2 separate regions of the Homo sapiens genome follow, and region 2 is linked to region 1. The links are chromatin contacts, found by Hi-C in ENCODE. All regions are on one chromosome and are shown on one strand. Each heading gives the region's core, a stretch centred on a gene start or an enhancer-like site at or near the end of the contact. The rest is flanking DNA. Distances are from core to core; before and after follow the strand shown. Region 1 holds the start of TWSG1-DT (TWSG1 divergent transcript). Region 2 holds the start of AFG3L2 (AFG3 like matrix AAA peptidase subunit 2).

What was found. Hi-C counts contacts between places; a loop is a spot of excess contacts on that map. Pooled maps may share reads with other maps.
Region 2: a loop to region 1 is called in a map of CD4-positive, alpha-beta T cell, with 6 times the contacts of the local background. The contact joins the promoter of AFG3L2 here to the promoter of TWSG1-DT in region 1. A Hi-C loop is called at or near these places in 2 of 168 maps with a recorded cell type or tissue (CD4-positive, alpha-beta T cell and naive thymus-derived CD4-positive, alpha-beta T cell), 1 of 37 single-sample maps with no recorded cell type and 9 of 50 pooled maps.

Annotation. Positions count from the first base shown.
Region 1 is chr18:9,331,953-9,337,136 of GRCh38, reverse strand. TWSG1-DT (TWSG1 divergent transcript) reads left to right here and starts at 2,668. Exons shown (of 3, transcript NR_183523.1): 1 at 2,668-3,000. TWSG1 (twisted gastrulation BMP signaling modulator 1) reads right to left here and starts at 2,364. Exons shown (of 5, transcript NM_020648.6): 1 at 2,217-2,364. RefSeq lists enhancers at 1,764-1,813, 1,576-2,076 and a silencer at 1,874-2,663.
Region 2 is chr18:12,374,115-12,379,298 of GRCh38, reverse strand. AFG3L2 (AFG3 like matrix AAA peptidase subunit 2) reads left to right here and starts at 2,072. Exons shown (of 17, transcript NM_006796.3): 1 at 2,072-2,330. The coding sequence starts at 2,217. RefSeq lists enhancers at 774-1,303, 1,304-1,835 and a silencer at 1,608-2,507.

The DNA of each region.
Region 1 (5,184 bases), core at 1,419-3,918:
TAAAAATGAGAAACAAAACATAAACTAAGACTCATTGTTTGTGTCAATATACTTTTTCTTTCTTTTTTAGAGTCTTGCTCTGTTGCCCAGGCTGAAGTACAGTGGTGTGATCATAGCTCACTGCAGCCTTCAATTCCTGGGTTCAAGTGATCCTCCCACCTCAGCCTCCCAGTTATCTGGGACTACAGACAATACCACCATGCCTGGCCTTCAAAAAACTTTTGAGTGATCATTTAAAGATCATTCTCAATGAAAGATTATATAAACATTCAAAAATAAACAATAATTTTGTATAATAATGGCTTCATAGCCATCTTCAAGGACCTAGAACTCTACAGTTCCTCAGACTATCCAGAAATGGTGACTGTGAAAGTAGAGTGAGTATATCTAAACCCTCAGTAACTTGAGAGTATATCAGGCAAATAACTAGCTTCAATACTGCACTGCTACTATTCAACTTTAATTTTAGGTCCATTATTCAACTGTAAGCCCATATAAAACTATTAATATTGTATTATAATTTTAAGATATTTAATTTTAATTCTTAGAATCAAAACAAAATTTTAAATGGAAATTATTCAGGCTTATTTAGACAGAATAAAGCAGCTCAAAGCAAGAAGTAGAGTCCACAGAGTCACTTCTTAAATAATTGAGCAAATAACAAAAGGCTGTTTAATTACTAATTGCATTAAAAACTCTAGGTAATTATTAGAATGTGACGATATTCTTTTTTTTTTTTTTCTTTTAGACGTTGTCTCGCTCTGTCGCCCAGGCTGGAGTGCAGTGGCGCAATCTCGGCTCACTGCAACCTCCGCCTCCCGGGTTCATGCGATTCTCCTGTCTCAGCCTCCCGAGTAGCTGGGATCACAGGAGCCTATCACCACGCCCCGCTAATTTTTGTATTTTTAGTAGAGACGGGGTTTCACCATATTGGCCAGGCTGGTCTCGATCTCCTGACCTCAGGTGATCCACCCGCCTCGGCCTCCCAAAGTGTGGGATTACAGGGGTGAGCTACCGCGCCCGGCCAAGATATTCTTTTAATTCTATTAGTACCACACATTCTTCAAAGTTATTAAGAAGATACTACAGTTCAAAAAGAAGAAGGAAAAAAGACTAGCACAAACACAGTCTGACAGGGGCCAAACAGTATACAGTTATTAAACTTTAAATACGGGAAGATATCATTTCTTCAGGTTAAAACACCTCCCTATCAAACATAATAAATTAAAATAAATGACTACTGACGTAAGAGGGATAAATAGTGAGTTTATGGGGGCATTTATGATTACTCTAAACTTTTATTCTAAGTGTTACAAAGTACATTAAAGGAAAAATAATAAAAGGGTGAAAAGAATAAAGGGCTTTGGACCTGGTATGAGTCAATTTTGAAAGAGAAAACCCTGGTGATCGTTACTGAGGCTCACAAAGCATTCCCTAAAGACCGTTAGTAACTAATTTTCTAATGTATCTAACGCCGCATACCAAGTAGGATGATTTCTGGAGCAACCAGTACATATTTGCGGAGGCCAAATAAGGTTATTTGGAGACTAACTGTCGTGGAACTAGTTTTCATCCTACAACCATGAAAACTGGGATTTCCCCCCTTTCCCATCTTTTACGGTTGTCTTATGAAATGTTCCACAAATTCATCTTACTCCCCAAATTTCACTGGAAAAAGTATTCAAGTAACTACGACCATGTCGAAATCAGGTAATAGAATTAAAGGACTTATCTTTTCCTAAGGAGTTAGAAACCATCATGCATCAAAATTGTTTCGCATACATCACGCCCAAGTTTCTCGTTAAGGGAGATGGCACTGACAGCGACCAGGGCAGAGCCGAGCCTCTGTAGAGCGGTGCCAGGGCCCCGAAGGCGCCGGACGCCCCGCGAGGCAGAGGCCGGTAGCGGTGTGGGGGACCGGGCACCCGGAACCACCCCCACCCCGGCTCGGCCGACGCGGGCTGCGGAGGACGCGGGCCGGCCCAGAGATGGTCTGGACCAAAGCGGCGCAGAGATGCTGCTGGCTCCCGGCGTCCGGCCTGTGCGCCCGCGCCCAGCACCCCCACTTTGTCCTCCGCGCAGCCGGGCCCAGGCTTCTCCCGGCCCCCGCGAAGCTCGCCGCGGCCCCGGGCCTCTAGAGGGCCGAGCTCGGCGCCCGGCCCCTTCCCAACCAAGAGGCCAAGAGGCTGCACAACCCCCCAGCCGCTCCCACTCACCATGCGCCACGGTCCCGCGAAGTCGCCCACCCCTAGATCCCCGCCGGGTCGGCCGAGCCCGGGGCGCGCTGCGGCGGCTTTGAGTGCGAGGCCAGGCCGCGCCTCCCGCCGTCCCCTCAGCGCAGCGCCCGCGAGCCTCGGGCACCTTAAAGAGACAGGCCCGCCCGCCGCCCTCCTCCCGGCTCCTTGCTCCCCGCCCCTGCTCCCCTCTTCCCCTCCGCCCCCGCTGGGGTCCACAGCCGCCAGCTCCCGCCAGGAGGCGTCTCTCACTCCCCCGGCGCTCCTGTCAGCGCGCACGCCCCCATCTCGGCCCCGCCCACTCCCCCCGCCCCTCCCAACGCCACGCCCCCTCCGCGCCACCCGGTTTCGCCCCTCCCTCGTGCCACGCCTCCACCGCAGGCTCCCGCCCGCCCGCCGGCCCGCAGGCCACGCCCCCAGGCGCACCCACCCCAGCTGCTCAACGCGATTTCCCTTCGCGCTTCTCCGCACCGGGATCCCCAGTCCCTCAGGTTCCGACAGACCCTCCTGTCAGGCCCATTCTCCGGGCCCCCTCAGTTGCAGTGTTAAGATCAACAGTGTTAAGATTAAAGCCTTGTGATGTGCTAGCCACTACGCTGAGGATATGCCGTGTACTAAAATTCCTCAGGACTCCTCACAGCTGCCCTGTAAGGAAGCGGCCATGGCCGGGTTCTAGCGATGCGAGGCCGAGGCTCGGGGCGCTGAGTAGCCTAGCGCGTCGCCGAGGAGAGCTGGCACGTGAACCCCTTGTCGTTTGCCGTCAGAGGTAGGATTTATATAAAATGCGCGTTTCCTAGGTCTACCTCAGACCTACTGAATAAGGATCTCCAAGGGTAGAGCTTTCGAACTTCGTTCACCAATTCGATAAAACTTGCCAGGCTCCTTGTGAGTGGCTGGCGCTGAGCTCTGCATCGGAGCTCTGCATCGGGAGTCGAGAAGAGGGGGCGCCATGGATCCGGGCGCGGAGGTCGCGCAGCCTAGGTAGAAGGTGCGCGGTTAGCACGTAGGTTAAAAACATTGAGAATGACACTCAGTTCTTTCCCACAACTCTGGGTTGCTTTTTTTTTTTTTTCTTTTGAGACAAGGTCTCACTCTCACCAGGCTGGAGGGCAGTGACAACATCAGGCTCGCTGCAGCCTCCACCTCCTAGGCTCAAGCAATCCTCCCGCCTCAGCCTCCCGAGTAGCTGGGGCTACGGGCGCGCACCACCACGCCTGGCTAATATTTTATTTTTTTGTAGATATGGAGGTCTTGCTATGTTGCCCAAGCTGGTTTCAAATTTCGGGGCTCAAGCGATCCTCCCACCGCGGTCTCCTAAATCGTTGGGATGACAGGTGTGAACCATAGTGCCCGGCCGGAATTTGCTTTTTAAAGAAGATTCCAGGGTGATTAAGTTAGAGCCCGCTAGACCAGACCGTCCGCGGGGCACCTTCCCTTGGAAATGATGACCTAGTGTCAAACCCTTATGCTGGTAAATCGTAAATGCCTACCACCCACCTTTGTTGATTGGAAGGAAACAGAATGAAAACAGCTGATTGGCTGGGGGTGGATTGCATTACTGATGTTAGCCCACTTTTGTACAATAAATATGGGTTTTAAAAATCATCCTTGAAAATTATCCTAGAGAAATAATTAAGGGTATACCCAAATTTAAGTATAAGAATCTTATTCTTGGCATTATATACTAGTTAAGTGAATTAGGAAACTTCCGATCAATGCACTAATTCAGCCATTAAAAAGTGATACCGCAGATCAGAGGTTCTCAAACTTTTTCGTCTCGGAATCCCTTTACACTCCTGAAAATTATGGAGCATGCCAAAGAGGTTTTGTGTATGTGTGCTACATCTGTTAATACTTTCAAAATTAAAACAATTTTTTACATATTCATTATTTCATTTAAAAATAACAAACCCATTATATGATAACAAATATTTAATGAAAAATAAGTATATATTTTAAAACAGTAGGAAGAACAGCGTGGTTTTAGATTTTTGCTATTGCCTTTAACATCAAACTTAATAGCCACTGTTTTTATATCTGCTTCTGTATTCAAACTGTTGCAGTATCATGTATTATGTAGTTTCTGCTTGTGAGAGAATGAGGGTGAAAAGTCAAATAATGCCTTAGAATTAAAATTAAAATAATTTTGAGCTCACAACCTCCTGAAAATGTCTTGGGATCCCTCCCTAGCAGCCCCAGATCACACTATGACAATTAGTGTTGCAGATGAATATTGCGACTAGAGATATTCATGATACATAAAAAATTTTAAAGTACTGCATAGTTTTTGAATAATTAATTTTGTTGTTGTTTGTTTGTTTTTGAGACAGAGTCTTGTACTTTCACCTGGGCGGGAGTGCAACGCTGCCATCTCGGCTCACTACAACCTCCGCCTCCCGAGTTCATGAGATTCTTCTGCCTCAGCCTCCCGAGTAGCTGAGATTACAGGCGCACACCACCACGCCCGGCTAATTTTTTGTATTTTTAGTAGAGATGGGGTTTCACTATGTTGGCCAGGCTGGTCTTGAACTCCTGACCTGGTGATCTGCCCACCTCGGCCTCCCAAAGTGCTGGGATTACAGGTGCAAGCCACGGTGCCCGGACTAGAGTTATTTTTAAAGTGCTGGAAAGATAATGATGGTATTAGTGGTTATCTCAGTGAGATGGAGTGTTGTCTGTTGTTAATGATGTTTTTTTCTTTTTGCTTGTCTGCATTTTCTGATGTCTTTGCTTGTATTAATTTGATAATAAGAAAAGTAACACAGTTATTTTTCATTTAAATTAAAGATCCTCTTTGACAGGACCTGGAAGGTCAAATGGTAGTTGAGCCCTCAGGTGAATATCAAGTGGTTCCGGATCTCAAATGGTTGGCCATTTGGGAATCTGGGAGCCACGGGGGTCACTGCAGTGGCTATTTTATTTCACCAGAAGACTTTCTGATCTTTGCAAG
Region 2 (5,184 bases), core at 823-3,322, 3.0 Mb before region 1:
CTGCCTTGGCCTCCCAAAGTGTTGGGATTACAGGCATGAGCCACCGTGCTGGGCCAATTTGTGTCATTTTCTTTTTTCCTGATTGCTCTGACTATTGATCTTCTCAAAGAACACACTTTGATTTCATTCATTTCTCTATGTCTTTTAGTTTTTAATTTTATTGATTTTTACTTTTATCTTCTTTCTGTTCTTTGGTTTTACTTCATTTTCTGTCTAGTTTTTTCTTTTTTGAAGCCGAGGTCTTTGTTTTGCCCAGGCTTGTCTGGAACTCTTGGGCTCAAGTGATCCTCTCACCTCAGCCTATTTCTGATACTGATTTCTAATTTAATTTCATTGTGGATAGAAAATATGTTTTATATGACTTGACTCCTCTTAATATTTTTATGGCCTACAATATGGTTTATTTTGATAAGTGCTCTGTGAAAACTTGAAAATAATGTGTATTCTGTTGTTATGAGTAGTTTTCTATAAATGTCTATTTGATTTAGTTGGTTGTGTTTAAGTCTTCTATATACTTACTATTTTCCTGTCTAATTGTTCTGTCAATTATCAAAAGAAGGATTTGAAATCTCCAAATATAATTGGAAGTTGTGGTTCTGTCAGTCTTTGCTCCATGTATTTTAAGCTTCTGTTAATGGGAACAAAGATGTTTAGGGTTGTTATGTCCTACTGATGAACTGACCCCTTTATAATAATAATAATAATAATAATAATAATAATAATAATTCTCTTGGCCAGATGTGGGTGGCTCACATCTGTAATCCCAGCACTTTGGGAGGCTGAGTCAGGAGGATTGCTTAAAGCCAGGAGTTTGAGACTAGCCTGGGCAACAAAGTGAGACTTCAACTCTACACAAAATAAAAAAAGTCGAGTGTGGTCGAGCGTGTGTGGTCCCAGCTACTTGGGAGGCTGAGGCAGGAGGATCCCTTGAGCCCAGGAGTTAGAGGCTGCAGTGAGCTACGATTGCACCATGGCATTCCAGCCTAAGTGACAGACTGAGACCCTGTCTCTGGAAAAGAAACCCGATCCTCTTCATCCTTAGTGATATTCTTTTCCCTGCAATTAATTTTCTTTGGAATTTCCTTGCCCTAAAATCTATTTGTCTACTCAGTTTTCTTTTGTGTGAGCATGGTATGATGGTGTATCTGGTATATCTTTTTGTTATTGTTTTACTGCCACTGGGGTAATCACAGGACTCACCTGGTTTTGTCTCCTGTCTCTCAAGGATTACTGTCCTTTGCCTGAGGTCCAGCGTCGCCAGCCTGGGCGACAGAGCGAGAGCCCGTCTCAGAAAAACCCCCAAGTCCCCCACCTCAGTTCAAAGACCTCTCCTTTTTCCTCCGCTGTCACGGTACAGGAAACAATGTGTAGTTTCCACTACCTGGAAGACTCGACTTGCTCTCCGAGAACCAGTTCCCCGACAGGGTTCCTAGAGCGCAGGCTGCACGGCACAGCCCCAACATTCCCTGCTGCTTGTGAATCTTCGCATCGCCCTCCCAGGGGTCAGGAATGTGTGCTTCGGTGTCTCCAGAGCCTAGCACCACCCCATGACTCAGCTGGCGCTCGGAGGGTCCTTCCATCTGCCGCCGCTGGGGCCTTCGCTACTTCCCCCTCGCTCCTACTGGCTGGCCCACCCGGCTGCCCAGGCTCGGAAGCCCAGGATCCCAGTCACGCGTCTCCCCTTAGTCCCCGCCTCCAGCCACGCCCCCCACACCCCTCCGTCGGCCCCGCCTCCAGCTCCTGCTCGCTCTCCTAGTCCTTCCTCGGCCCCACCTCCAGCCACGCCCCCCACGTGCGCCATCAGCCCCGCCCCCAGCTCTCGCTCGCCCTCCCGAGTCCTCCCTCGGCCCGGTCCCCGCCTCTAGCTCCCCCTTGCCCTCCAGGGTCCTTCTCGGCCCCGCCTCCTGCCGCGCCCCCAACGCTGCTCCGTCGGCCCCCGCCTCCGGTCCCGCCCCCATGCTCCTCCCATTTGGTCCTGTCTTCTGCACTGGCGGAGGTCGCGGCGGGCCTCGGAGAGGAGACGCCGACGTCAGCGCGCCGGGGCGGGGCTGGCGGCAGGAGACGCCGCGTTGAGAGCTTGGGCTCCTCCGTGAGCCGCCGGCGCGCTTCGCTGCCTGGCGGCCTTTCCCCGAGCCGAGCCCGCTTCCCGAGGCCGCCAGTCGTCGCCTGCCCGCGCCTGCGCAGCGTCCCGGGCCGAGAGGGCCACGGCGGCGGCCATGGCGCACCGCTGTTTGCGGCTGTGGGGCCGGGGCGGCTGCTGGCCCCGCGGCCTACAGCAGCTCCTCGTGCCTGGCGGCGTGGGCCCGGGCGAGCAGCCCTGCCTCCGGACGGTGAGTCCTACCTGGGCGCCCGGCGCCCTCCACCCTGCCTCGGGCCCACTTCCGGCTCGGGAGAGCGGACGTCAAGGTCACTGGCCCCCGCCCTCCGGCCGCACGCGGGCCGTCCCTGCCGAGGGCCTGGGCGCCCTGCGCTGTCTCTCAGCCGGCCCCGGGAGCGCCGATTCGCGCTCAGCCCTGCCTGTGGGATTCAAGTTTTGAAAACGCGCAGCTTCAGTAGAGCCGGGTTTTCGCGCTTCACCGGGGCGGTTGAAGCCTCGAAGGTCATGTTGGCTTGGTGGCCGTCCTTGTCCCCGCTTTCGTGTCCCCGGAGCACGGAACGAAGGCGTCTGTAATTTTGAGTCAGCAGCACGAGCACGATGTAGTCGCAAGGACGGGTTTTGGAGTCGGGCTGCCTAACCTCTCCGAGTCTCCGTGTTCCCGTCTGTTGAATGGGGCCATTGCGGGCATTCCAGGACTGGCAGTATTAGCTATTATTATTAAGAATGTCACCTTTTCATAGCAGGGACTCTGTGTTCGTTGCATATCAGGGCCTGCTCTCAGCAGGAGGCTCTTTCTCTGTTGGTAGCCATCCCTCTAGATACACACACGGGACCTGATACGTGTTTCTGACATAATGATAGAGTGTTGACAGAACCATGGCCGTGATCAGTCTCAATGAAAGGTTCACGTGTCGAATAGTCGCTCTCACTGTTTAAGTGACACGGTTCCTCAGCCTTGCACTGGTGTACGGGTGGTGGTTGAGGTCCCCGGGTCGGCCACGGGAACCTGGCTTGGCCTCCTGCTATCCCAGCGCCCTTGTAGTCAGCTCAACGTCTTCACTGTAAGGGGAGATAGGCTAGTGCCGGGGCTCACGCCTGCGATCCCAGCACTTAGGGAGGCCGAGGCGGGAGAATCGCTTGACTCCAGGAGTTGGAAACCAGCTTGGGTAGGGTAGCAGACCCTCCGATCTACGATTTTTATTTTTATTTTTATTTTTTAAGAGACGGGGTTTTGCTTCTTCGCCCAGGCCGGAGTGCAGCGGCGCAAACACAGCTCACTGCAGCCCCAAACTCAAGCGATCCTCCCGCCTCAGCCTCCGGAGTATCTGGGACTACAGCACCGTGGTTGATTTTTAAAAAGTTTCTGGAGAGGCCAGGCGCGGTAGCTCACGGCTGTAATCCCAGCAGGCGGGTGGATCACGAGGTCAGAAAATCGAGATCATCCTGGCTAACACGGTGAAACCCCATCTCTACTAAAAATACAAAAAATTAGCCGGGCGTGGTGGCGGGCGCCTGTAGTCCCAGCTGCTCGGGAGACTGAGGCAGGGGAATGGCGTGAACCTGGGCGGTGGAGCTGGCAGTGAGCCAAGAGCGGGCCACTGCACTCTAGCCTGGGCGACAGAGCGAGACTCCGTCCCAAAAGATAGGGTTCACCATCTTGCCCAGTTGCCCAGGCTGGCCTGGAACTCCAGGACCCAGGCGATCCTCCCGCCTCCTCCTCTCAAAGTGTTGGAATTACAGACCTGAGCCACAGCTCCTGGCCTCTACAAATTGTTTTTTTTTTTTTTTTCTTACCTGGGCTCAGTGACTTATGACTATAGTCCCAGCAACTCGGGGGGCCAAGGCGGGTTGCTTGGCGCGGGAGGTTGAGGCTCCAGTGAGTTTTGATTGCATTGCTGTACTCCAGCGTGGGTGACGGACTCTGTCTCCTAAAAAAAAAAAGAGCGGGGGTGGGGAGGGGGAATAATAGTGCCTGCATTCATGATTTTTACTCCTTGAGGCTCCCTTGCCAGTCTTAAATCAATTTCTTCGCCATGGTCACGCCACGCTGCCGTGTGGTAGGTCCTTTTTCGGTTTCCTGTATCCATTTCCCTGTTTTACCAAGCTCTGATCCCTTTTCTTTTCTTTTCTTTTTTTTTTTTTTTTGAGACAGGGTCTCGCTCTGTCGCCCAGACTGGAGTGCAGTGGTGTGATTTTGGGTCACTGCAACCTTCGCCTCCAGGGTTCAAGCAATTCTCCTGCCTCAGCCTCCCGAGTAGCTGGGATTACAGGCGCCCGCCACTACGCCTGGCTAAATTTTGTATTTTTAGTAGAGATGGTGTTTCACCTTGTTGGCCAGGCTGGTCTCAAACTCCTGGCCTCAAGCAATCCATTTGGCCTCCCAAAGTGCTAGTATTACAGACGTGAGCCACCTTGCCCGGCCTGACTGCTTTTCTTTTGCTGCTCATGAATATTGGATTCAGACATACAGTTCCAGGTGGGGATCTGCATTGTGAGTTTGCAGTTTTATGTCAGAAGTGTTACCCAAAGGCTTTCCTTTTGAGTGACACTATTGTCCCTGTATCACTCAGATGCTGATGTATAAGGAAGTCCTCTGTGCTGACAGCTGTAGCTGATTGATTTGCGGAGGGTGTGGGGGTTCGCGGTCCTGATACATACTCTTTGGTACTCTCTGAAGATTTGCCTAGTGACACCTGGGCATTACTGTGCTGTGAGGGAGTCTGATAGGACAGGTTTTCCTTTATGTTCCTGCTACCCTTAAAGATCAGAGACAGAAGTACTGCTTTCACGGTGAGGAAGAGATTCTGATGTGTTGAGAGATGAGTTCTCAGGTGTGATGCCCAGAGGAATAAGACTGATGATAAAGCAACTGAAAAGTGCTCCTGTTGTCAAACATAAAGGCTAATTCTCCAAAATGCGGTGCTCTCAACTTAAATTTTGTGAATTAGTATCTCTTACATTATTCTTTGAATGCTAGACATGCAGATCTTGGATTACATATGCAGAGGAGAAGAAGTTTCATTGATGATTTCTTCATAGAACACAACCTCAGTGTTAAATTCAGTCACGGATTATTGCTAGGGATA